Linked DNA regions of Homo sapiens: region 1 is linked to region 2. Evidence: chromatin loops called from intact Hi-C (ENCODE). Cell type or tissue: dorsolateral prefrontal cortex. All regions are shown on one strand.

Evidence for each region. Hi-C counts contacts between places; a loop is a spot of excess contacts. Peaks named below come from ENCODE experiments on the same cell type or tissue, not always from the same donor. Only the 100,000 strongest peaks of a DNase experiment are listed, where the experiment ranks them.
Region 1: a loop joins it to region 2, with 2.0 times the contacts of the local background. A loop is called at or near these places in 2 of 110 quality-filtered maps.

The regions. Positions count from the first base shown.
Region 1 is chr10:86,347,616-86,350,115 of GRCh38, reverse strand. The region is part of intron 2 of GRID1 (glutamate ionotropic receptor delta type subunit 1); the gene reads left to right. Among named protein-coding and RNA genes, the nearest start is that of GRID1, 18 kb to the left of the region's middle. In dorsolateral prefrontal cortex, a CTCF peak has its summit at 1,120; a DNase peak (open chromatin) is centred at 1,085; H3K27ac peaks cover 1,119 bases.
Region 2 is chr10:86,099,585-86,102,084 of GRCh38, reverse strand. The region is part of intron 4 of GRID1 (glutamate ionotropic receptor delta type subunit 1); the gene reads left to right. Among named protein-coding and RNA genes, the nearest start is that of MIR346, 160 kb to the left of the region's middle. In dorsolateral prefrontal cortex, a CTCF peak has its summit at 1,424; no DNase peak of the experiment used is centred here.

The DNA.
Region 1 (2,500 bases), 250 kb before region 2:
ATCTACCCTGGGGCCTTTGCACATGCTGTTCCTACTATCTGGAAGGCTCTTTGCATGCTGGGCCCCTTCTTGGCCTTTGGCTATGCCTCTGATCTTACCTCCTCAGAGAAGCTCCCCTTGGCTCCAAGTAGGGCCCCTATTACTCTACCAAAATGTTCTTTTCCTTCTTTGTAGGCGTCCTCGTCGGCAATGATGTTATTAATTTATTTGTGAGGGCCATCAGGTTTGTGAGGGCAGAGAAGTGTCTGTCTTGTTTACTGCCAAGTCCCCAGAGCCAAGCCTGGTATGTGGCTGGTTGGAGGTGTTCAGTAAAAGTCCTTGGATGGGCAACAGGATGGAGGGACTCATGGGAACTCTGCTCTCTGCAACCTCTGCATGCTGCTGCTCCTTGTCCGGTGTTCTTTCTCAGGACCACTTGGGGTCGCACAGCTGCATGTATAGCAGCCCTGTCCTGCCCCCTGTAGGTCTGCCTGTGCTAGCCCTTCCCTCCTGGTCAGCTTCTGCACTGAAGATCTTTCTGGCAAGAAAAGATGAGAGCTGATGGCACTGCCTCTCCCTGGTAATGGCTATTTATATGAGGGCTTCCAAGGCCATGTGCAAAGGGGAGAACCACGCTGGAGATGTTTCCAACACTCACTGGCTGGAGTGGGAAAGTTCTGGAGGCCCCATGCCTCTGTATGCCTGAGGTGTGCCTGTGTGGGCGGGAGAGGGTAGTTGGGGGTGAGTGGAGAAGTCGTGCAGAAGAAATAGAAGCTCACCCGGGCTCCAGGTGCTGGCGGTATAAGCTTGTGCACCAGAACTTGGGTTTCTCTTCTCTTCTCCCACCTGGGAATTTTCTGGTGGCTTAGGAGCCCCTCTTCCCCCAGCAGCCTCCATGGGTGAAATGGGGCTGACATGGTCCTGGCCACTGCCTCTTTCTGGCCAGGGCAGGGGAAAGGGTCCCTGGCCGGGAAGGGGAGGAGCTGTTGCAGGTCTAGGGCAGTGAGCCTGACAGCCGTGAGCTTGGCAGGGAGGTATTGCCCACCAGCTCCCACCAGTGCCTCCCTCCGCACTCCAGGAGCTGCTGACCATTGCCTGTCTGTGAGGACATAGCCAGCAGCCACTGCTGCCACCACGCGGGCCTCTGAGGAAGCAGGAGCTGGACCCTTCCTGGTGAGCAGGGGCTAGAAGGGCTTTGAAGCTCTGTAGTTGTACATGCTCAAGCTTTCTTAGGAGAAGCCTGCATGAGTGCAGCCAGGATGGGATCCACTGCTTTAGGCTACTTAGCTCCTGCCAAGAAAATTAACATTGTTAAAGGCAGGACAGCGAGGTCTGTGATGAGTCTCAGTACGCACTGATCGGCACTGGTGAATGCTTCCGGGAGCTCCTGGATGTCAGGTGCAGCCAGCAGGGGCATGCATGTGGCTCTGCCTTGGCCTTGCCCTGGGACGCTGTCACGTGGACGTGCTACGTGCGTGGATGTGCTGGGACTCTTGCATGCCAGTCCAGGCACTGGCACATAGCAGATGGGCCCCCACTCAGCCTTGCCCCTCAGAGCTCCCCAGGGCATCTTCCCGACACCAGGCCCCTGTGGCTGCTGGCCTGCAGGGTCACACCTGTGCTCAGCATTCAAGTCCTCGTGGTCTGGCCTCTGGCCTGGCATCCAGTCTGCTCTCTCCTGGTTGCCTCCACCCATCCACCCTGTGCCGCAGAGCCCCGTCTCATCCCAGTCTCAGTTCTGTACGCTCTTCAGGAGGCCTTTCCTGGCCGCTCTGCTTCCTCTGCCCGGGCCGGGGCCGCCTCATTGCTGTCATGCCATTCATTGTATCTTTGGTGTCTGGCTTCTACATGCACCTTTGAAGTCTGTGAGCACCAGCACCATGAACTCCTCATCTTGGGACTCCCAGGCCTGTACAGGCCTAGGCACATGCAGGGGTGGAGCAAATGTTTGTTGAGTGGCTGCCTGACTGGACCTCTGACAAGTACACACGAGGACCTGCACACACATACTGCATGCACACTTGTGTGTCCCAGAGAGCTCACAGTGCACACCGGCTGTTGGACTGAGACCCCAGTGATAGGTGGTCCAGGGGTCATCTTCCCAGAGAGTCCCTTCCTGGGGGAGCCTGTCTAGATATGCTGGGAGGTCCCCACTGGGACCATGGGGAAGGTGGCCGGGCCTCGCACCCTGTGGCACATAGGGGTTTCTGCCTCTCATGGCCTGTGGGGAAGTTGTGGCCCACGTGTGTGTTTGTCAGAATGCTAAAGCGGACCATCTGAGACTATCACCTCCAGGGAAACCTGCTGTGGGTCTGAAATCACCCTCCATGTGAGTCATAATAATCATGCTGGTGTCAGAAACTCTCATTTGGGCCTAAGCAAAACAGGGATCATTATTAGGCCATGTAATAGAAAAGGCCAGAGGCTGCATCGCTTCAGGCATGGCTGGATCCAAGGCCCAAATGGTATCCACAGGACTCTGCCTCCGTCTCCACACCCCTTGTCCCTGCTCTCTCCTGTG
Region 2 (2,500 bases):
TATGAGGGATGGTCCCCACTTATGCCTTTTGTTCCAGAAGAAATATTCGTTCTCAGAATCATCCTGGTTTGCTCTTTGTGAATGCTTATAGCGGCTTTGTTGTAATAACCGCAAACTGGAAACCATCCCAATGTCCTTCAGCTGGTGAATGGATAACAAACTGTGGTACAGCCATACAATGGAATATTATTCAGCATTAAAAAGGGAGTTTGAGACCAGCCTGAGCCCCATAATGAGACTCTGTCTCTACAAAAAAATAAATAAATAAAATAAAATTAGCCAAGCCAGGCATAGTGCATGCCATGTAGTCCCAGCCACTCAGAAGGCTTAGGTGGGAGGATCTCTTGAGCCAAGGAGATTGAGGCTGCAGTGAGCTATGATTGCACCACACTGCACTCTAGCCTGGGTAACAGAGCAGAGTGAGACTCTGTCTCAAAAAAAAAAAAAAAAAGGAATAATGAAAAACAAACCAGGAACAAACTCCTGTTACATACAGCAACATGAGATAATTCTCAAAAGCATATGCTGAGTGACAGAAGCTGCACTCAAGAGGCCTCATACTCCATAATTTCAATTATGTGATGTTCCTGATTGGCAAAACTATAGGGGCAGAAAACTCATTGGTGTTTTCCAGGCCTAGGGATAGGAGGATTCACTACAAAGAGCCATAAGGAATTGCTGTGGGCAATGGAGCTGTTCCGTATCTTGATTATGGTGTTGGTTACATTACTGTCTAAGTTTATAAAACTCATAAGATTATACATTCAAAATAATGCATTTTGCTATGTAAATTACACTTTGATTTAAAAAACAAGTCCTAGTTAGGGTGATAAATTATACGGTCATTCAACCTCTAACATCTTACCTGATTCATCCTCTCTTTGATGTCACCTCCTGCTGCTCCTCTCCTGGATCTGTTATTCCAGCCACCCAGGCTACCTTGCTGTCCCATGAATATGCCAGGTGGACCCCTGCATATGGATCTCTATACTTGTTTTCCTCTCTGCTTGGAAAAATCGACTTCCAGATAGTCACGAGCCCCTTCTCTCTCACTTCCTTAAAGTCTTTACCCAAAAGTCCCCCTATCAGTCACCAGTGACCATTTAATGGTGCATAACAAACAGCCTCAAGTCTCACTGGAATCCAGCATCTCATGCACCCTACAGGTTGGTGGAGGTGCCTCATCCAGGCTGGGCTTGGTGGGCTCTGCTTCCAGCTGTGGGTCTGTTTGCCAGCATCTCGGCAAGGCCAAGATTGGAAGAGCAGCAGCTACCCAAGAGACACTCTCTTTTGGCCATGGCACAAGCACAAGAAGACACGTCCTGCGTGTGCACATTTCAAGCTTTTGCTTGTGCTATGCCAGTTAACATCCCATTGGCTACAGCAAGTCAAGCTGTGCAGTATACGCCACCTACAGGGAGGGGAGTGAATATTACCAATAATCCAAACAGTCCCCATCACCTTCCCAATGAGGGCTTCTCTGACCAACCTGTGAAAACTTTAGCCCCCAGCTTGCCATTTTCTCTCCCTCCTCTCTGCTTTATTGCTTTCCTAACACTCCTGACTGTATAACTTATTATACATTTCATTGATTAATCTTGTTTAGTTTCTGTCTTCCACTCACTGGAGTGTAAGTTTCACCAGAGCACAAGGACATTTATTTGTTTTTTTTTTAATCCTATATCTCCAGCACCTAAGAAAAATGCTCAGTAGATATTTGACTAAATGATTGAATAGGGTTATGCTAAGAATTTATTGAGATGATATATGAGACATGTTTCAAATACAGTCCTGCACACAAGAAGTGCTCGGTAATTGGAGGCTCTTATATTCTACAGCCTGCATGCTGTTGGGAGAGTCAAGGCTCAGTTATGTGTGTGATTACAATACTTTGCACAATAAGCCTTTGAAGCCAGATCTGCTTTAAGTTTGGCTTCAGAGATAAGGCGCTGAGGCATGGAGAGGCTGTTATTTGCCCAGAGTCACTTGGTGAGTCAGGGTCTCTTTGCCCTGAAGCTCATGCACTTCTCCCCATGCTATGCTGCCCCCACACCTTCCTGCATGCTAGTTACCAGGCTCTGGCCTCCTTCCCTGCACCAGCATCCCTGAGGAGTCAAAATAACTGATGATATTAGAGCCCCAGCCCCATGAGGGTGCTGAAGTTGGCCCCAGATACCCCTCCCAGTTATCTGGAAGCCAGTTGCAATGCAGGGCCTCTGGAACACTGAGGGCTGTCCTGTGCCACCCCCAGCCACCAGTGGCCCCTGTGCATGGAGACCCCAGAGAAGCTGCTGTCTGCAGACTCTGAAGCAGTCGGACCCTGAGGATGGACAGATGGCTGGGCCTCTGGTCTAAGGAGATCACAGACACACATGCTCAGGAAAAGCATAGGCCCCTTCTGCCAGGGGAGAGTCACAGAGGGAGGGCTTGATGGATGGGATGTGGGGAAATTTATGAGAGTCATTTCATTTGGTCTGTGACCCTTTATGGATGACATTGG